Regions from separate parts of the Homo sapiens genome. Here region 2 is linked to region 1. Evidence: chromatin loops called from intact Hi-C (ENCODE). Cell type or tissue: dorsolateral prefrontal cortex. All regions are shown on one strand. Links, peaks and the distances in the headings refer to the core of each region. The heading gives the core; the rest is flanking DNA. Region 1 overlaps LOC124902439 (a long non-coding RNA gene). Region 2 overlaps LOC124902439 (a long non-coding RNA gene).

Region 1 (11,724 bases), core at 2,352-10,351:
ATCTTTACCAGGGGTAGATTCCATTTCAAGAAACCATTTTCTTTGCTCATCCATAAGAAGCAATTCCTTATTCATTCAAGTTTTATTATAATATGGCAGCAATTCAGTCACATCTTCCAGCTCCACTTCGAACTCTAGTTCTCCTGCCATTTCTACCACATATGCAGTTAGTTCTTCCACTGAAGTCTTGAATCCCTCAAAGTCATCCATGAAGATTGTCAGCGACTTCTTCCAAACTCCTCTGAATGTTCACTAAAACCTTCTCCATATCAGCAATAAGGCTGTATTGCTTTCTAATCATTTGTATGTTCACTCGAGTAGCGCTTCTAATTTCCTTCAAGAACTTTCCCTTTGCATTCGAAACTTGGCTGTTTGGTACAAGAGACTTAGCTTTCAGTCTGTCTTAGTTCCACACAAAACTTAATCATTTCAAGCTTTTGATTTAAAGTGAGAGGCGCCTAGCTTTTTTTTTTTTTTCACTTGAACTCTTAAATGCCATTGTAGGGTTATTAATTCACCTAATTTCAACATTGTTGTGTCTCAGGGAATATGGAGGCCCAAGGAGAGGGACAATTATGGGGGTACTGAAAAGTGGAGCAGTAAGAACACATGCAACATTTGGCCAGGCACGGTGGTTCACGCCTGGGTGGGAGGCTGAGGTGGATGGATCACTTGAAGTCAGGAATTCGAGACCAGTCTGGCCAATATGGTGAAACCCTGTCTCTACTAAAAATATGAAAAAATTAGCTAGGTGTGCTGGCACACACCTGTAATCCCACCTACTCAGGAGGCTGAGGCAGGAGAATCAGTTGAACCAGGGAGGTGGAGGTTGCAGTAAACTGAGATCATGCCACTGTACCCCAGGAGTCTGGGCAACAGAGCAAGACTCTGCCTCAAAACAACAAACAAACAAACAAAAAAACCGACCACATACAACATTCATCAATTACGTTTGCCATCTTATATGGGCATGGTTCATAGCACCCCAAAACAGTTACAAGTGTAATATGAAAGATCACCATAACAGATATAACAATAATGAAAAAGTTTACATTATTGTGAGAATTATCACAATGTCACACAGAGACACAAAGTGAGCACGTACTGCTGGAAAAACGGTGATGATAGACATGCCTGACTTAGGGTTTCCGCGAACCCACAATTTGTGGAAAAAAAAAAAAAGAAAAGAACAAAAAAAGCCGTGCATGATGGCTCACGACTGTAATCCCAGCACTTTGGGAGGCCAAGGCGGGTGAATCACCTGAGGTTAGGAGTTCGAGACCAGCCTGCCCAACATGACAAAACCCCATCTCTACTAAAAACACAAAAATTAGCTGAGTGTGGTGGCACGTGCCTGTAATCCCAGCTACTTGGGAGGCTGAGGCAGGAGAATCACTTGAACCCAGGAGGCGGAGGTTCCAGTGAGCCGAGATCGTGCCATTGCACTCCAGCCTGGGCAACAAGAGTGAAACTCCACCTCAGAAAAAAAAAAAAAAAAACCCTTAATATCTGTGAAGCACAATAAAGTGGCACAGAATAAAACAAGATATGCCTATAATACTCGTGTAATAAATGATTTCTAGTTACAAATAAAATTGTGAAAAAATGCTGAATTTTCAGTTTGTCAAACATATTTCACTCCAGACCTTTGTTGATATTGTTTCCTTTTCTCAAACACTTTTCTCTGTCATTCTTTGGCGATCTACTTCTTTAGATGACATACTTCCCAAGAAATTTTACCTGAAACACCAGTTTGTTTTAGCTGAGCACGTATTTTAGTTTCATTTAATTGAGTGTATGTTTTTTCATTAAAACCCAAAATTTGCTCAATTATGTGTCTCAATACTCTCAAAACAGTTAAGCTTGATTTACCTGTTTTACTTTCAGTATGTAACATTTACTATTCCTTTAGTAAATGCTTAGTATTTAATAAATATTTAGTAAGAAATATTTGTTGAATAGATGAATGGCATAAATTTATTGTTTAATCAAAGAAAAAGAGAGTATCAATAGACAGGATAGATTATCAATCAGAAAATCCTCCATATATATTATTGCTCACCAGCCAGATTGTGATACATATTAACTGGCAAGAAATTGCAAGTTACACTCTCTGGAAGTTCAAATAAAGAAGTTATTCTATTTTGCAATTGAAGTCCAAACTTCTGTGTTTTAACAATCTATATTCTCAAAGGAAGAATTAATAAGGTCTTATAAAAGATGGAGCTTTACACATGCCTAACTAGAAGGTCACCCAGTACGGCATAACATAGTTATCTATCTTTTTTCAGACCTGTTTTGTCATGTTTATTACTCACTTGCATCTTTTCATTCAATTAATTCATAAAAATTCTCTCTATATTATGCTATATTTACTTTTTGACATATAAATTGGTTATGTTTTCTCAGTTTGCGATTTCAAATGGAAATGTATTAAATTGGCTTTTAAAAAATCTCCAGCTATACAAGGACATATGAAAAGGAAAAAAAAAAGGAACATGCTTTTATATATTGACTGGTTTCATATTAACAAGTGTTTACAAATATATATATATATTTTGAGACAGAGTCTCGCTCTGTTGCCCAGGCCGGAGTGCAGTGGCACAATCCCGGCTCACTGTAAGTTCCGCCTCCCGGGTTCACGCCATTCTCCTGCCTCAGCCTCCCGAGTAGCTGGGACTACAGGCGCCCACCACCACGCCGGGCTAATTGTTTGTATTTTTAGTAGAGACGGGGTTTCACTGTGTTAGCCAGGATGGTCTCGATCTCCTGACCTCGTGATCCACCCGCCTCGGCCTCCCAAAGTGCTGGGATTACAGGCGTGAGCCACCACGCCCGGCCTACAAATATACTTTTTAAGCAAATACTATGTGCCAGGCATTGGAGATGAAATGACAGGGGAGATGATAGAATTTCTATGCCCATGAAACCTGTCTTCTGAAAAAAAGAAAAATTCATTGATTTAAAATACATTTCTCAAAATACTTTTTTGTGCTTTTATTATGCTCGGAAGGATAATCTTGCATCTACTTGGGTGACGAATATGTCTTTAGTATTTAGAATGCATTTAAAATATATAAAAATAAGAAACTATGCAATGCATGAATTGTGGACTTATCAATATTGTTCTTAACCGTCCATATGAACATGCGGATCTTAAATGAAATATAAGTTCTCATAAATATAATCAACTGTTAAAGTTGATTACGTAGCTTGAACAACTTAAAATAATTCTGTTCACAGTGAGACCTTTGATTATTCTTACAGGATATTTCTGATTCCTGATTTCCTAGTGTTCTTACAGGATATTTCTGATTCCTGATTTCCTAGTGTTCCACTAGGAAAGAATCAAAGAGTTAATGTTCACAGTTTGTATTCACAGACTACTCAATATAGATTTGTAAAAGGAAGTAGGCATATCTTTAATTAAGAGAAAAATGGAAAGAGTAGGAGGAACTAAAATGTGCTCAACTTCAATAACATAATTGGGAAATAGTTATTTCAAACACAGTTTATCTTTTGAAAGCTAACAAACCATCAGCATCTTGATTGCATAAGCAATTCTGTAACTGTTTTAAGCAGATACATTGAAAAAAAGAAAAAAATTAATTTCAGTCACACAATAAGACTCATCATTTTTCCAAAAAGGAGCACCTTCTACAATATAGCTCTTTGTACATTGTGTTAGTAACAGAAATGTATGAGCAAATGCCAAATTCCTGTCTTCAGAAGCCATCAGGAGATTTGGATAAAGAACTTCTTACCATGTTAAGATTTCATTCTTTTTCATCTTTCAACCTTTTACCAGCATTCTGTATCCACATCCATACACATCAATATACACACAGATATGCACAAGTGGCAATAGAACACATCTCTATATTTAGTTATTTATCCTTCAATATTAATATGGTGTTTCGATTTTTGAGCAGCAAATACAAATATTTAAAAGGTAGTTTTGAAATATTTTATCTTTTCTATCGTATATAGGTGAAAGGAATAGGATATGGCGAGCTGTCCACGTTTCTCTAATCCAGGTTAATATCTTTAAAACAAGGCTTGCATGCTTAGAATTCTGCAGCAGACAGGATACCAGGTAGAGTGATTTTAGGTCTCAGTAGAGAATGATGCAAACTCTGGGAAACTAGTCAGTGAGAGTCCCACCAAAAAGCAGTTGGTCCCCCGCTTCAGCTGATTTTCACTAAATATAAGTTGAAAGTTGCCATATTTTTAAAAATCTAGATATGTGTGCAAAATCTTCATATGTTTAAAACACTGTAAACATACATGTTTACAAATAAACACACATGTATCCTACCTGACCCAAATTCACCACATCTACTTTCAAGTAAATCATGAAATGGGCATGTCGGGTTCAAATTGAGTCTCTTGATCTTGTGTTTTACTCTACTTCGAACTTCTTAAAATGAAAAGTATAACCGTACCTTTTTAGTATAACTAATCAAAGTGCTTTCATATAAAATATCTCATTAGAATTCTGTGAAATTTGATAGATATGTTATAATTAATAATAATCTAAAATGAGTAAAACAGCAAATTAAAATGATAGTTATAGTACATTAAATATAAATAGGATCATGGAAATGATATAGCCAAACCTTCCAATTTGCAAATGAGGAAACTCTAGCTGGAGATAGTGACATATTAATTTTCATGTTTTAATAGGGGAATAATAAAATATATTTTATATACTGAGTAACAAATGTCAAAGTTATGGCAACCAAGAGAATCTTTTGAAATGAAAATGTATTGTAGTTATTCTTCAGGGCTAGTAGGGAATTCACTGGAAAGGCATAGTTCAAAGTGTGTTTGCTTGTTCATTTGTTTGTCTGATCAATTTTAAACCCTCAGTCTTTCACACGGCTGCAGGGAAGTTACATGACCTAGAGGAATTAAACCACTGATTTCCAATTTTCTGGAACCTCTACCTGCTCTCAGGGCTAATTTCACAGGAAATAATTGAACTAATATTTGACCATTTCTGAGATAAAGGAAAATTTGTGGGAAATGAGCACCAAGTACAAATAAAATCCAATTTAGCAAAAGGAAAGAATCCTTGATAATTAAGGAGACACAATTATCTACATACCAATGATACAGTGACACTTAGACACAATTATCTATGTACCTATGACACAATTACACTTAATGCCACCAAATTATACACTTAAAAATTATTAAAAATACACTTAGCTGCATTTCAGCACAAGTTTACCTATGATCTTTAGACAGTCTTCTATAAGATATATATATTATTCATGTTTTAAATAATACTATGTGCAAATAAAATTTTCACTTTGTATCAGATTATGATGTAGTTAATATTTTTCCCACGTCTTTTTATGGTATATCATTTCCCCCACGTGTCTTTTTATGCTATATAACCAAGGGATTTCTAGTGTAATCTCTTAATTTTAAAGTTAAAATAAACAAACAAACACACTTGAAGGCCAGAGGTCATGGACTTTTGAAGACAAGAGTAGAACCAGTGGTTTTACTTTATTTTAATTTTTTTTTAATTGGCAGGTGCAATTGTATGGGTTTATAGTTTCCCAAGTATCCTAAAAGCAAACTTAGTTTTCTTCCCTTGACAACCAAGCTGCCTCTCCTGAGCAAGGATCTGTTAATGCTTTAAAGCTTAAAACATGACTTTCCTAATGTGATCTCATTTTCTTTCCTTGGACTACAGTTTAGAATGGAGCTAAATAGAACTATTTCCATCTAAAACAGTTTCTATTTGTTCCCAAATATTTTAGTTCAATTCATTTTTTTCACAAATAACAAGAGAAGTATAACTAATTCAATTAAGCAGCCTATAATTTAAGCACTTTGAGAGGCCAAGGAGGGAGGATCACTTGAAGCCAGGAGTTTGAGGTTACAGTGAGCTATGATCATGCCACTTCACACCAGCCTGAATGACAGAGCAAGATCCTTTCTTTAAATAAACAAATAAATTTTAAAAAAATCATTTAAACAAATATCAAGAAACTGTAAAGAGGAAGAGTAAGATACAATCTTTGGCCCCAAGGAGTTCACAATCAAAAGGAAATTAAATACCTGATTAAATGAATAATATGTAGCAGTACGAAAGCTGTAGCAAGAAAACAGAGAGGGCAAAGTAGTTAAATCACCCTAGGTGAAGAAAAGGAGTTTTAAATGTATCAAGTAAACCAAGGAATTTGACAGTGACATCAGCAAAGTGGAAGCATGGGCTGCTCCAATTTCTCGTTCCCCATAGAAACAATGAAAAACAAGCAGAAACTGTTGGAACCAAATGATAACAAAGCATTGTGTTGTACGTACCCTCTCCCCAACCATTCCCTAGCACAGCAGTGCTCCATCTCATGAGAATGTAAGATAATGCAACCATTGTGGAAAATAGTTGGGCGGTTCATCAGAAACCTAAACATAAAATTACCCTATGCCCCAGAAACTCCACTCCTATTTATATACCCAAAACATTGAAAGCAGGGGCTCAAATAGATAATTGTATGCTAATGTTCACTGTACAGAGTTAAACAGAGTTAATCTCTATTAATCATTTTGCATGTCCAAAAGCATTTTATTTTTTAAAATCCCATTTGTAACAATACTTCAGTGACACATAAAAAATTCTGGGCAGTGTCTCCCCACATGAGGCAAGGGGAAAAAAGTTTATTTAATGCCCTAGCTCTGTTTAAATTCCTTGTTTATAGTATAATTATACTCCATGTTAAAGCACAAGTGATAATTTTACTATCATCATTTTTCTGTAAGCTACCCACTGATGATCAGTGAACACAATATCACAGTTTATTGTAGACTTGAAGCTCAGTAAAGCTTTTCATTCAATCAAATGCTGTTGGGCTATGTGCTGATCTCTAACTCCAGCCCCAGTGAATGCCAGGTATTTATCTTACTCTGTTGTACTCTAATGTATACCTCTCACATGAATTTAGAATACAAGTTGATTTGCAATCTCAATTTTGTACAGAAATATTATTCCTACTCTCATGTAAAAGTAGAGAGATGTACTATTGGTGACACAGAATTGTGATCTATATAGAACAAAGACACTAAATGCCAGGATCAAAATAATTCATTTTGTTTGGCTTTATAGTTTTATGCAGCAAAATTTATTAAAAGTACACACACACACACACACACACACAGTCACAGGCCATTAGTGTTTCTTGATTAAAGGATCTTGAATATTTTTGAACAAAATTTATTATCAAGATTATCACTCTGCTTTTTGTCCCTCCTACATGAGCTTTTCTAATTTGCCTAGGAAAAATTTCACTGGTAAAATTTCTGAGGGAAAATAAAGTTTTCACTGGATCTGTGCTCTAAGTTATGATACTCCGTGTTCTGTCTTCACTCTCCTCAGCCATGATTCCAGCTGCAAATTCTTGCACTTTGAGCCACATATGCTGTTAAATTTCATTTTGAAGTTATTGTAAATTAAGAGATTCTTATGGAATAATTTCCTCTTACTTAAATGGAACAGAACATAAATATCAGGAATGAGAGAAGGGACACCACTATAGATTCTATGAATCTTAAAAGGGTAACATGAAAATATTATAAGCAAATTTATGCCAATAAATTTGATAGCTTAGATGAAATAAACAAATTCCTCAAAAGCCGCAAACTACCAAAGCTCATTCAGGAAGAAAAAGATAACCCGAATAGCCCAATATTTATTAAATAAATTGTAGTTGTAGTTTAAACAGTTGTTCACAGAGAAAATTCTAACTTCAGATGGTTTTTGAGGGGGATTTATATAAATAGTTATGGAAGAAATAATTCAATTGCTTCCCCAAAATTGAAAAGAGAAAGAGTACTTCCCAAGTTATTCTATGCGGTTACCATTATAACCCTGATACCAAAGGCAAACAAAGGTATTATAAGAAAATAAAACTATAGCACGATGTCCCTCATTAACTAGGATATAAAAATTGCAACAAAATTTTAGCAAATTAAATTCAACAACATATAAACAAGATAATATATCATGGCCAATATATATACAAGGATGTGATGTAAACCAAGAATGTAAGGTTGATTTAAGATTTGAAAACTTGCCAATATTACTCTCTACCTTGACAGACTAAAAAACTTTTTAAAAATATGATCATCTCTATAGATGTAGAAAAGTACTTAACATAACCCAACATCCATTTCTTAAAAATGTCCTACAAAGTAAAAATAGAAAAAAATTTCCTTCACCTAATAATAAAAAAATCATTCACAAAACACCTATAACAAGCATGACATAGCAAACTTTACTCAATATTAAAGTTTTCCCAAGTGTCTTTGATCTGGATGATGTAATTTCTGATATATTTAGCCTATCAAATAAATATACACAGCCACAGAAACTAATTGGGAGTTTGGCATAATATCCTGCACAGACTACTAAAAGTAAAATGCAATTTCCACATTTTCATGTACCTAATGCTATAACTGAATACTTCTATTAGGATCATTTTAAATTAAAAATTCTGTGTATGAAAAAAGCATGTAACAAAGTAAATGATCAAATATGGCTTGAGGGCTAGAACATATAAAGACTTAAAATCAAAAAGGAAAACAGAAGCAATCCATTAGATAAATGAGCCACAACAAACACAGGCTTTTCATAGAGGATGAAGAAATAACCAATAAAAAGTGAATAGAGACTCAAACTAGGCAGAAGTTAGAAAAACGGAAACAAAACCAAAATGTATTGTTTTATACGCATGAGATTTCAAAGGAAAGTTAACAAATTCTCCCATTATTCAGAAGTAAATACACTGAACTTAGTTATCAAATCAGCATGGATATATCTCAGAAATGCAATGTTGAGCAAAAAAGTAATTCTCAGAAAAAAAAACACAGATAAAAATAAAAATATAAAAACAAATAATATAGCTTATTATGAATGTTACATATAGTAAAACTAAAATGAAGTGAAATATGAGGACTATAAAAGGATTATGTCAATAATCTCTATGAGGGAAAATGGAAGGGTTCATAGCAGGTTTGAAGCTAATAATGTTTATTTTCTAATGGCAATGGAAGAACTCAAGTGCACATTGTATTATTCTTTGTACCTTTGATAAATTACTTTTATGTTAAAAATAAAGGCCCTATTGTTAAACACGCACACCACACACGCTAATTTCTTTCTATTTTCTTTCTTTTTTTTTTTTTTTTTTTTTGAGATGGAGTCTCACCCAGGCTGGAGCGCAGCGGCGTGTTCTCGGTTCACTGTGATCTCCATCTCCTGGGTTCAAGCGATTCTCCTGCCTCAGCCTCAGAGTAGCTGGGACTACAGGTGCATCACCATGCCCAGCTAATTTTTGTATATTCAGTGCAGACCGGGTTTCACTATGTTGGCCAGCCTAGTCTGGGACTTCTGACCTCAAATGATCCGCCCACCTTGGCTTCCCAAAGTGCTGGGATTACAGGTGCGAGCCGCCACGCCCAGCCCCTAAATTTCAACATTTGTCCCTTACTGCTTGATGGATTGATGGACTGCAGGAATTTCTGTCTATAAGCAAAACTATTCTACTATTTATGCTTGAATGTCAAAAAAATAAACACGCATGTAAATGAGCTCTTTGCACTTGATATAAACAGTAAAATCTGATACTTCTCAGAGATTTTATTAAAAAGTAAAAATATGCCTTAAAATTAAACATATGCCTTTTCGTTGTAAATAATACTTTCTAATTACCAGAAGTAATAGTTTGATCATCTGCAAGTTCAACTTAAATCACCAAGCCTTATTTCTAGAATATAGGGAGCAATTGCTGTGTTTCTCTATGTAACATCACTGGGTGCCTTTCTCCAATCTGGAGAATTACCTTGACAACCAAATCACTGACTCACAGTCAGTGCCGCAATTTATCCCTAACCTCAATGTCACACCAAAAATTGTTTTGCCTACAATAATAAGGATTACTCTTTAATTAAAACTGTAACCCTTTACTCCTTTCCAATTGTCTTAAGAGCATTTCATTTATCATGAGCAATTTATAACACAGTAGTTTTTAAATAATTGCAAATGGTTTAATGGAGTACTTCCCTCAAATATGTTTTAAAAATTAAATATTAGTAGAACTTGACCTTACCCTGCAGCACATTGGGGTACGTTAATTTGCAAACAAATAGCTTTATTTCTGTTGACTGAATATAGTTAACCTCCACAAATTTAAAACATTAGCTTAAAAAATTCATCATAACTCTTTATATTCAAATCTATTTATAATCAATACACACTATTTTTGTCTGAGTCAGCTTTATAAATTTCCTATTTCTTAAACAGCCACAACTATTGAAAGAAAAATAAAAATAAGTTACATTATTTGAGTGTATATGATGAAAATGCCAGCACAGTTTTAATAGAAAATGCATTCAAATAATCATGGCCAAAGGCAATAAAATGACTTACTATTCTTTGTATGTGGCTGCAGAATCATTTTTTAAAGAGAGTTTTAATTTGTAAATCAAGTATTACAGAGTCTGAACATTAGATTGGATCCAAAAAGATAAATCATTTTATATAAAGATTACATTGTTGTGTGCCAAACATATTTCATCTGTTTTCTCCAAAATACCTGTCTAAACATTCATTTGTAACTATCATCATAGTTAATATATGTAAATATATAAATATGAAATTCTGCTGCTGCCCAAATACAACTTCTGTTAGTATTAGTAGGAATAGCACAGCCTAGGTAAAACGTAATATCCTCATTATTGTGAAAGTTAACTTCTGTTTTCCAAACTACTTTAGGAAACAGATTTATAATACAACCTACTACTGATGACTGATGGTTTTATTTAAAAAAAAACCCTAAAATCTGTCAGAATAAAAGACAAAAATCCTTCATTTCAAAATCTCAGTTTTATTGCATACAACTGAAGATATTACTTCCTGAGCAGCTATTCTTAAAACATGCACCTTTTTCTTAATCCTAAAAATAACTACTTAAGTATGAAAAATTGCAGCAGGTTGTTGGAAAGAACCTCTTCCGTGACGCATTTCATCAATTCAGAGTATAAAATCATTCTCTTCTTAAAAGTACACAATTATTTTTTCACACATTAGAAAATTCAGAATGGTGTTTTTCATGATTACAAAAATTAATTTTATAACCAACTGGGTTAATATTAGGAAAACCAAAAAACATTCTGATACAAGATAAGCTTCTTTTATGATAATCTAGTGTTTACAGGTCAAATGTGTTGAATGTAGCCAAATGAAATTAATATGAAGATTGTCATGGAGTGGGTTAGCTTGTTAGGAAGCTGCTCACTAAGGAATGAGAACACATCTATTTTAAATGCATATTTCTTCCTGATGTACTAGGACTCTCAAAATAGTTCTGTGGCCAGCACTTGCTCTGTTTCTTCTCTCTTTTCATCATACTTGTTTTTCCCCCTAAATCTATGCACAAAAATAACATACACCAAACAGGATAGAGGGAAACAATATTTTCCATTTTAGTCGAACCAGGATGATGAAGTTATCCAGAATAAAGAAGGCTTAAATGTAAATGGTTTTAAAGCTATCTTTTATAAGTGACTTTATATAATCTCATCTCTACTAGGACACCATCATAAAGGAAAATGTACAAGGAATAGAATAAAGCAATATTTGAATATTGCTCACATAGGAATGAATAATAAACTACCGGGGAGAAACTTAAAGAGCTAAAAAAGCATTGTTTA
Region 2 (11,724 bases), core at 2,418-10,417, 100 kb after region 1:
ATTTTTATTTGGATCTTTTGCTCATTTATAATTGGGTTATTTGATTTTTGCTAAGGAGTCATAGAAGTACTGTATATTTTTGCTTTTCTTGACTAAATGCTGAGCCACCTATCAAATCAACAGTTCAGTGATGTGAATCATGGTTTAAAAACCAAAAATACCAATTCACAATTCTTACTGCCAAGGGTTGTCTATCTTTAATTCGTCCTGCATATTCTCAATACATTCTCCTTTCTGAAATACCAATTTTATCATCTTAATAAACCGGTAGCACAATAATTACAATTGAAGGCCTTGTTGTCAAAAAAAAGCATATGTCAGATCTCAATCCTCACACATTTTAGCTGTGCACATTCCAATTTTTAACCTTTCTGACTCTGAGTTTCAATAGCCTCATCTATAAGAATCTGAATAATAAATCATTTTATTGCTGGGAGAACTAAATAAGATAATGCGTAGGATATACCTAACATCATGACTGGAACACAGTAATTACTCTTTGGTAACATTTCTTTTGATAACACTATGTTTTTGGGGCAAAGTTATGATTTTTTTAATTTTATTTTTTATTTTTGTTAAGATGCTGTAAACAAAGGAATCAAAGTACAGAGCTGAGGCATAGTCATCTTTAATACTTATATTGATAAAATACATTAGGCTTTTGAATGTAAGCATAATTTTTCTAATAAGTACACAGATTGCATTTATTTTTAGTGTACAAAAGCTAAATCACAAAAAATTAAAATTTACAATTTGTAATAAAAGGCTACATTTTAGAAAATTCAACAATTGTATATAGCTTGAATTTCAGCAAAGTTGAAGCATTAAAGACTATCAAGTGAATTTAGTAGCATTAAATCCTGTATACTTAATAAGAAACAAATATGTTTAGAAGTCCATTATTGTTGCTTTGGACTTAAAAAGGAATAAAAAAATAATTAATATTTATTAAATGCCTGGAGACAGACAGCCTAGAGAAAGACAGCAGATTTATTTCTTACTTGCTTTCACTTCAAATCTTATTTCCCTGTAACAAAAGTTTCCTCTCATCAAGTCTTTTTGGTTGAATCCTAGAGGATCAGATTAATCTGTTCCATATTGAATAATTTCTATTCCAATGCATGATACTACACTAGCGATTACCTGGAGCAAGATAAAAAAAAATCAGGTATAAAAGAAATCGATTCCTATTTTAGTAAATTTATTGTTCAGGATATTAATTTTATATCTGGAAATGGATCTGGATCACTATGAATTTCAAACATAGGTGTGAAATTAGAAAGTATACATTTATAGTAGGAATTGAGAAGGACCCCACATATACACATCAAACTATTTTTTTCCAGTTTTATTGAGATACCGCTGACAAATGAATATTGTATCTATTTAAGGTGTACAAAGTGATGTTTTGATATACACATACATTGTGAAGTGATTGCCACAATCAAGCTTATTAGTATACTCATCACCTCACATAGTTAGCATTTGTGCATGTGTAGTGAAAAAACTTAAATGCTACTCTCTTAGCAAAGCCCTGGTATACAATACATTATTATTTAGTTACCATGTTGTACATTAGATCTCCAGAACTTACTTATCTTATAACTGAAATTTTGTACCCTTTGACCAAAATCCTCCATTTTCTTCACACCCCTGCTCCCAGCAACCACCTTTATACTCTGCCTATAAGTTTGAGCTCTTTAGAGTCCGTATATAAGTGAGACCATGCAGTATTTGTTTCTCTGTGTCTGGCTTATTGGATTTAGTGTAATGTTTTCCAAGTTCATCTATGTTGTGGCATATTTCTCTTTTAGCTCTGAAAATACTCCATTGTGTGTGTAGTTTTGTGTCACTTAACTATAGGAATATGTTCTGAGAAATGGAATGTTAGGCAATATCATCTTTATATGTACATTACAGAGTGTAATCACAACAACCTAAATGGTATAGCCTACTACACACATAGGCTACATTGTATAGCATATTGCTCCTTGGCTACGAACATATACAGCATGTTACTGTACTGAATACAGCAGAGAATTGTAACACAATGGTAAGTGTTCGTGTATCTACACATATTAAACATAGGATAGGTAAAGTAAAAATACAGTATAAAAGATTATAAATGGAACACCTGCATAAGGCACTTACCATGAATGGAGCTTGCAGGACCAGAAGTTGTGCTTGGTGAGTCAGTGAGTGAGTGCTCAGTGAATGTGGAGGCCTAGGACTTTACTATACACTACTGTAGACTTTATAGAAACTGTACACTTAGGCTACACCCAATTTTTTAATGTTATTTTTCTTCAATAATAAATTAACCTTAGGTTCTTGTAACTTGTTTACTTTATAAACTTTTTAATTTTTTGTAACTTTTTGAATCTTTTGTAATAACACATAGCTTAAAGCATACATTGTACAGCTGTACAAAAATATTGTTTTCTTTCTTTATATCCTTATTCTATAAGCTTCCTTCTATTTTTTTTTTTTTTTACTTTTTAAATTTTTTACTAAAAATGAAGACACAAACAATGAATCTAGGCCTACCCAGGGTCAGGGTCATCAACATTGCTGTCTTCTACCTCCATATCTTGTCCCACTGGGAGGTCTTCAGGGACACTAACACTCACGGAGCTGCCATTTCCTATGATCACAATGCCTTCTTCTGGGGAATACCTCCTGAAGGACCTGCCTAAAGCTGTTTTACAGTTTGTTTTTCATAAGTAGGAGTATATTCTAAAATAACAATAAAATTATACTATATTAAATTTATAAGCTAGTAACATAGTTGTTATTTTTATCAAGTACTATAATCTACAGGACCACTGTCATATATGCAGTCTGTTCTTGAATGAAACATCATTATATGGAGCATGACTGTATGTGTGTGTATATAAATGTATACACATACTGCATACACACACACATATATATATACACACACACATTTGTTTTTTTGTCCATTCATTTGTCGACAGACAGATTGTTTCTGTATTTTGGCTGCTATGAATGCGGCTGTAATGAACAAGGAAGCGCAGATCTCTTTGAGATACAGATTTCATTTTTTTTGAAGGGGGGATGCATACTCAGAATTGGGATTGCTAGATCATATGGTAGTTCTATTTTTAGTTTTCAAGGAACCTCAACAGTGTTCTTCATAATAGCTGTACCAATTTACAATTCCACCAACGTAATTGTTTGTGCTTACATACACACACATTTTTAAATTGTCAAAATTTTATTAAGTGAATAAGAAACTATGTTGAAGGCATGGATGGAGACATATTTGATGAAAGCCTATCTCAAACTCACCTGAGGAAAAAAGGCAATGTGTTCGCTGATGCAATTGATTGGATAGATCTCTCTCTTCTTGGTCAGTTCTTCTGTGGGTAGTGACCTGCACCAGGTTAAATTGTGTTCCTATTTAATTCATGTCCTCTTAGAACCTCAGAATGTGAACTTATTTGGAAACAGGGCCCTTGCAAATCTAATTAGTTAAGTTAGAGTGAGGTCATGCTAATTTAGAGTTTACCCTAAATCCAGTGACTAGGGTCATTATAAGAAGAGGAGAAGACATACAGAGATACCTAGACAAGATGACCATGTGAAGACAGAGGCAGAGGCAGAGGTTGAAATGATGCAGCTATAAGCCAAGGAAGACCAAGGATTGCTAGAAGCCTTCAGCAGCCAGGAAGTGGTAAGGAAGAATTCTTTCCTAGAGCCTTCAGAGGCCTCATGGCCCTACTGACACACTGCTTTTGGATTTCTAGTCCCCAGAGCTGTGAGATAATAAATCTCTTGTTTTAAGCCACCAAGTTTGTGGTAATTTGTGTGGCATCCCTAGGACCCTACGAAACAAATACACAATAATGTTTTGATAATAACAATAATGTTTTTATAGTAAACATTTTGAGCACAGTGGAAAATAGTTCCAGAGTGGCCACATATTGAGACAATGGATTATGATCCCATCTTTAACCACTCACTCTGTCCAAGAGCAGGAGTAATTCTGGTAGGGATTTGTTCCATATATGTTTCTCTGTCTCCCTTCTCTGCAGGGTAGGTTATATCCTCCTGCATAAATTGGCCTGACAGTAAAGTGGCCCTCCCTTTCTCAAGCCAGACTGGACCCAGCAATATGTATTTCCAAGAATATAATTATCCTCTAAGACAGGCTTAGACCTATCAAACCACGAGAAGTCCATACCTGGCAATAGTTAATACTGAATTTTTCTTCCCAGATTTCACTTCCATCTACTCAACAGTTAACACTTAGTAATACCTGGAGAGATCCATATGGAGATAGAGCTGTCTGACAGAACTTATCGCCTTCATGGAAGAAAGCAGCCAAATCCAAACCTTGGTCAATCAGAGGGAGACAGGAAATATAGATCTCAACTCTACTGCCCTCCCACCCTTTACTCTCATGCTTATGCCTTCCATTGTCCAAATCCACCTAGCATCAAGCAAGCACGTTGAGGCAGTCCATTAAAGTCAGGTGCCCACAGAGTACATAGTAGAGTAGAGAAAATGGGATTGCGAAGCTGGAGGGACAAATGGAAGGTACCCACCATAGTGGCAAAATAGCATAGGAAATAGCTGCTAGATATGGTATGAGACAGAAATGGTAAAGTTAAATGGAAGCTTGTGTCATCAGTGTGTTTATAATTTTAGATTAAGGAAATAAGATGAACTATAGATTCAGACTTTTTAGGCAAGTTGACCAAAGTATACTGAAGCCATCATATGATATTTTAATTGACTAGCCTACAAAGAAGTGAAATTGTACTCCACCTAAATCCTTCCTCTTCTGATGCCCTCACAAATTTAATTTCCAAGTGTTACTTTTGTTGTCGATCTATGGTCTTTCAAACAATCTGTATCTAGGAAGCTGCTAAATCCTGCATTACCTTAATTTAAATGCAAAGGGTGGGCGATTCAGAGATCAAAAATGAGCAACCAAAAATAAAAAAAGAAGGAAAAAAAAAAGCAACCAGCCAGGCTGATATGATTGATTGTGCTTATGCACATATCAAGAAGGCCAATTTACTCTCCCTGAAAAAGAACTTTTTTTAAAGTTCAAATGTCTCTGTAGCTAGTCCTGTGTACTATAGCCCCTGTGCACTGAGTCCAGCTGAGATGAGTGGTAGAGCTTTGTGCACCAGCTTTGTGAGAAAAAAGTCATGTTTCATATAGTCATTTTCATATTGCCATCAAAGAGGCAAACATCTAAGCAAGCAACTAAAGTTGTGTGGCAAAGATTTGACCAGGGCTGATCGGTCGTCTTTCTCCTTAGGGAACAGTAATGCCCTCTGTCTCCTTGGAGGGGTTCCCACTGCTTTTCACAGAGGAACAAGGGGCAGCTTTGTGAGAACAGCATTATATCCACGATCTCAGCTGAGTCAGGATGAGAAGAATAAAACAGATAACTTAGAATTGTTCAGCCAAAGAACTTCGCCTTAAGACAACAACGAAAGATGCCTTTAAGATTGAGAGTTTCAAATCAGACTCAAAGACCTCATTTATTGAATAAACATGTATTAAGAACATATTTTACCTGCTATACCTGAAACAGCATTAATTTAACCTGAAATTACCTGTATAAGTATTACACTACTTGAAATTTCAGCAAAGAGAGATTTCTTAAAAGCTAAACTATTCCTACAAAATTACTTAGGGTTTCCTCTAGACTTACATATCAATAAACTCAATTTTCTGTGTCATTTTAAGTTCAGAGATCGCATTGCTACTCTGGCTTCATGATGCAGTGATTATATATTTATTAAAGCGGTGCCTTGGATTACACCAAGAACGGTTTTTAATTGTACTCTAAACTGGAAAAAGAACTAAATTATCAATGAATTTCAACTAAACGGTTGATTTTTTAAAATCATGAAAAGGAAGTGCAGGAAAATTAGGATTAAAAAGGGGAAAATAAATAGATGTTAGAAGATTCTCTCACTTCTTTCATTCAAATTTTGGTCCTGAATCTTTAAAAAGTTGTTTATTTTACTTTTCAAAGGTAATTATTCAAATGCCACCTGAATTGTGAAATTATATATAGTCTTATACACAAAAAAAATACTTCTTTACAAGAATGTTTAATTTTACTGCACAAATATTCTTGTCTCATAAAAGTGTCCCCACAGCTACATCTACAGATGTGTTTAGGTATTTAAAACTTTAAGAATCAAAACTTAATTTCTTGTCTATTGTTTGTAATATACATTTGCCTAACAGCATTTTAAGCCCATTTCTATAAAACACTAATAAAAATTGGATTGCATTTCAAATTTTTTTAGCTGTTTCCCTCTTTGATGCATTTCTATTTCAGTTTGGAGAAGAATAGTTTCATAGCAAAATTGTTTAGGTTTAACCAAACATATTAATCAAATGACCAGCTCAAGAGTCTATATTCTGTATTTATTAAGTTATTTATTCAGGAAATACTTATTGAGGGATAAAACAGAAATCAAGACAAACAGGATGCCTCTGTTTGGGAAACATACAGTCTAGCCTGGTACTCCGGCAAATTAGAGGTCACCTATGTTAAAATAGTACCATGGGAAGAAATCACATTCAGAATTTGTGTAATTTACTAGCATTTATGAAGTCCCAAATTCTCATTTCCATCTTTAAGAGTGAATGTTAATAAGGAATGTAAATATAGAGAATCGGATCCAAAAGATCTGAAGACTTGGTATAAAAGCTAGAAACACCACAGCCCAGATACCATGAAGATCAGGCTGTCTTTTCCCACCTGCAAAATCAAAGGGGAAAAGGGTTTCTGCTCCTCTGCTCTGAACTCCATAAGGTTTAGCTCCTCTTAGCTCTTTGGTTGCAGAGCAGGTTCAACTTACTCCTTTTAGAGTTTTACCAAGGCAATGTGGACAGACATGGGTTTAACTTCCAGAACCACCACTTTCCTTGAGAAAGCTGCTTAATTTCTCTGCACTTTGGTCTTCTCATCAATAAAATAGAAATAATTTTTCCTATCTTATGAGGTTGACATAGAGGTTGAAAGTAATACACGTAAAGTCCCTCAAAGGAATGTATCTGGCCACCAAATAAAAGGGGGTGGGAGGTACATAATTAGTAGTAATGTTACAGGTAGTTAGTCATCAGCGGGGCAGGAGAGGGCTCTTCTCCCCAACCCACTAGAAATGTCTGGTGATGTTTAGGCAAATTATCACATTGCCTCTCTAAAAGTGATCAACTGGCAGCTGGCACCAGGGAGCGGCCATTTCCTGATGGTCCACACCTGTTAACATTAAAGTGTTAATTAAAGGCAGGGCCCAGAAAGAAGCAACTTCCTGGGCATGCACATTAAGAGACAAAATGGCAAAGTATGATCTTCCCGGTACACTCCACCAGAAAAAGGAAGAAAGCCTCAGACGGGCATGGGCATGCATGCAACTCCCTACACACACCGAGCGTGCTCAATTCCCAAGGGTAAGGAGAGCATCGTGCATGCAGAAAGCCCACCCTAAGGGAGGAATCATGGGAAAGAGGAGAGCCTATGAAGTCCCAGGATCAAGGTTAAAGGCCTCTCTTTTCTCTCTTTGACTTTCAGGCACTCACTTGGATTTCTTCCAAGGGTTCTTTCCTGCTCTAAAGCCTTTCTAATAAACTTTTACTCCTGCTTTGCAACTCACCTCGGTCTCTTTTTCTGCTTTATGCACCTCAGTCAAATTCTTTCTTCCGAGAAGGCAAGAATTTAAGTTGCTGCCGACTGGTACGAATCTGCCGCTGGTTACTCAGGGTGATTCGGGTCTCTGCCACCGGTAACAGTAACAGTAAGAGTAGCACCACAGTGACAGCTATGGTTCTGAACTAGTAGTACAAGGCGCTTTAGAGGTACAGAAACTTAGGACAGGGAGGTTAAGTGCCTTGCCTAAGAAGGAATGGTGGCAGAGTTAGCCTTAAATATGACATTCTTGAATCTAACCCCAGGCCTTCTCCCACAATATTATTATACTTTTCTTCTCTTAAACAACTGTGGTTCTAGAAACAATTTTTGATAAGCATTATTAGTAAAACAAACAGAACAACATTCAATGATTTCACCCATCTTAATAAACAATTTAAATCACCACATGCCCGGAAACACTCAGGCATTCATTAGACAGGAAAACAGAACTAGCAAAACATCAACTGCAAACAATTGATCTATTATTTATACAGAAACAACAGTACAGATTATTTAAAACCCCAGGTCTATCAAACAGTCTTTGAAATGTGGAAAAATAAAAAAACAAGAAAAAAAACTTCAGCAGGTCATTCTAAACTATTGGAACTGTAATGACATTGGTTTATTTCATGTAATGAGACTGCAGCATTATTAAAGGAAAACAGTTTCATTTTAGCAGTGCCATTACATTGCACTTTCTAGTTTTAGCAGCACTCAGTAAGAAAATGGCTAGTAATATCCATGCTGAGTATCCCCCCCAAATGTATTTAATTTGCATTAAGCAAAGAACACTATAGCAAATGCTAAGGAACCTTTCTCTCTGTCTTTTTCTTTCCCTTCCTACAGCCATCACCCAGGTTCCAACCCTCATTATCTTGCATTTCACTGTTAAAATAACCTTCTCTCTTGTCTCTTCCCCCTCATGATTCCCCTTCCAATCTACGCCCACACTCTCCTTTCAGGGGAATTGTCCTGAATCATTGCTCTGAATATGTCTCAGCGCTATGCACAGACTGCAGTGCCTCCCCAGACTCTAAACACCTGAACCTAAAATGTAAGGTTCATTGGATCTCCCCCAACCCAGGAGCAATAATTCCTACAAAAGCTTACATATCACAGCCCAAACAAATCTATTAGTTGCTTCTTAAATATACACTGAACATTCTCATTTCCACAATTTTAAAAACAGTTGTAGTTACCTCAACTGTTTCCACTCTAGGCCCATTTCTAAAATTAGAAATCTTGTGCCTGGGTGTCGTGGCTCACACCTATAATCCCAGCAGTTTGGGAGGCCAAAGCAGGAGGATCACATAAGCCCAGGAGTTCACGACCAGCCTAGGCAACATAGAGAGACTTCATCTCTACCATAAAGAAATAAATAAATAATTAATTTAAAAAAATTAGAAATCTTACACACCACCACAACATATTATCATTTAAACACAAGACCTAGCCAGGCACAGTGGCTCACGCTTGTAATCCCAGCACTTTGGGAGGCCGAGGCGGGCGGATCACGAGGTCAGAAGATCGAGATCATCCTGGCTAACACGGTGAAAACCCGTCTCTACTAAAAATACAAAAAAGTTAGCTGGGCATGGTGGCGGCACCTGTAGTCCCAGCTACTCAGGAGGCTGAGGCAGGAGAATGGCGTGAACCTGGGAGGCAGAGCTTGCAGTGACCCGCGATCACACCACTGCACTCCAGCCTGGGCCACAGAGCGAGACTCCATCTCAAAAAAAAAATAAAAATTAAAATTGAAAAATAAAAAATAAAAACACAAGACCTTAAGTTTTTGATAAGGAGATTATTAAATTATGGGATACCAGTCTATCTGGCAGCACATTGCTCAATTTTTCAAAATGTATTACAAAACTATTTAACAATAATATTAATGACACATTATTTTAGAATAATTTTTTAAATTGGACATGTAATACAGTTTACAATTATACAAAAATACATTTTCTATTCATATATAAGGGAAAGTTTTATTCAAAATAAATGTGTTTAAATGTTATCAGTGAGCTTTCCAAGATGATGGAATTATAGACAATGTTTTATTTTGTTCAGTATAAAGGTTTATGGTTTGTTTTCTTTTTTTTCAAATTTTCTATACCAACCACATACCATTAGCAATTTTATAATATAATTTAAAATTTCTCATTTTTTAAAGTCTGCTCACCTATTAATTCCACTCCAAATAATCCTGGCTTCCTAAAGCCTTTGGTTATGGCCAAACTAGATTAAACGTTTGAGGCATCAACATATTAAAACTTCACTCACCACTCTCCCTTGTGTATTTTGGACATCCATTAGAGAAGTATCTCATATAATGGCAGTTACAAGCTCAAATTATTTTTTAATAACCTGGTACTCTCCTACCTGCCAACCCCCTAAACTGATATTATCTTAAAAGTGATAATTTAATTCTAATCCCTTTAAAACACATTTCATTTAAAATAAGAAGAGTTCATCACTTTTGTTCCACTATACAGGCATAATTTAGAAACTGTGTTTTGACCATAAAGCTATGAAAATAATGTCCACTTATTAAAAGTTTTAAGTTCATAAGATGAAATCATTAATGTCTAAATGATAATGTGAGTGAAATACACAAATGAAAAAAACATCTCTTGGGTTCCTGTTATATATTATGCCATCCATTTCTCAATTACCCCTTGGATAATTAAAATCATCAATAAGTTGTTCTCTAATATTAGATAATAACCATGGCTGTAGTTCATAGTCCTGGAATAGATGTTGAAAATAGGACCTGATGCAATGTGTATTTATTTGCCTGTGATTCTAGTACCCCTTTCCTCGGAGCAAATACTTCTTTCAGGACCACAAATTAGTCTATTTGTTAAGTGATCATTATTTGTTCAGGCTAGGCAGTCAGCAGGCTAAAATTGTTTCTTTAGGGCTTACATGGCCTAATACTTCAAGCTACCATGCTTATTTGGGAGAAAAGTACTAGATTTATTATAAAATAATGTCTCCAATACATAATACTAATTTGTTTTTCCAATTTTCATGAATACCACAGCTGTAGAGTGTCAATGCCATTACCTTCTTCTTCTAAACCTGAGTATTTCAAGAAGCTCTAGTTTTGTATTGGAAGAGGAATACAGAATATCTGATATTATGCCCAAATTTCATTTATCTTTCTACAAAGATACATAGAAGAGGGAGGATGGTGGTCAGGAGGGCATTAATATTAAACATATTCTATGTACCAGGTACTTAACATAATTTAGTTCATCTAATTGTCATTTAATTATCATAAACAAGCCCATGAATAATGCATTTTTATTTCTATTTTGTATCTAAAGAAACCAAGTCTGTGAGAGGTTAAATAAATGTGCTAGATCGCATAAATAGAGACTGACAGCCAGGATTTAATCTCTAAAGCTAATGTTTTTGCCAGCATAGTGTAATAATGTTTTGATTTGTCAAGGAAGGAGATGAAAGAGGGAGAGGAGAGACAGAGGGAGAGACAGAGACAGAGAGCAATATCTAACATCACTTTTTGGATATCTATTGGATACCTCGAATTAACATATCTGAAAGAAAGCTTTTGATTTCACCCTTCTCCATCAAAAAGCCTTTTCCCTCCATCTTTACCACCTCTGTTAACATTAACACCCACCACTCAATTGGTCAGGCCAGCAACCAAGGGGCTGATGTTGATTTCTTCGTTTCCTCACATACTGCCCATTGAATCCATAAAAAATTTGTCAACTCCACCTCCAGATCTTTATAATGTCTTTGGATAGTTCTTAAACGTTGTTATACATGTGATTTTTAAAAAATCTGTTAGTGTTATTTAAAAGCAAGCTGATTTTCCAATTAGTAATTTAATACTGTAATAATTGAGACATCTGTCTACATAGAGACAGCTTAGGTCCCAACAGAGCCTCAGCAGACTGGAGGTTAAACTCCCTTACCATCTTATAAAAAGTACAGTAATAGAACCTCTGCTTCTGCTTTCTGTGCTGAGATAAGAAGCCACTTTGTGAGAAGACCTTAGAAGG

The links. A loop is a pair of places that touch in the nucleus more often than their neighbours do. Peaks named below come from ENCODE experiments on the same cell type or tissue, not always from the same donor. Only the 100,000 strongest peaks of a DNase experiment are listed, where the experiment ranks them.
Region 2: a loop joins it to region 1, with 9 times the contacts of the local background. A loop is called at or near these places in 2 of 110 quality-filtered maps.

What each region holds. Positions count from the first base shown.
Region 1 is chr10:64,631,272-64,642,995 of GRCh38, reverse strand. The region is part of intron 4 of LOC124902439 (a long non-coding RNA gene); the gene reads right to left. Among named protein-coding and RNA genes, the nearest start is that of LINC02671, 290 kb to the left of the region's middle. In dorsolateral prefrontal cortex, for the core only: no CTCF peak of the experiment used is centred there; a DNase peak (open chromatin) is centred at 6,305; H3K4me3 peaks cover 928 bases; H3K27ac peaks cover 6,066 bases.
Region 2 is chr10:64,531,721-64,543,444 of GRCh38, reverse strand. All of the region lies in intron 4 of LOC124902439 (a long non-coding RNA gene), which reads right to left. Among named protein-coding and RNA genes, the nearest start is that of LINC02671, 390 kb to the left of the region's middle. In dorsolateral prefrontal cortex, for the core only: CTCF peaks have their summits at 6,156, 7,919 and 8,148; a DNase peak (open chromatin) is centred at 5,304; H3K4me3 peaks cover 627 bases; H3K27ac peaks cover 5,285 bases.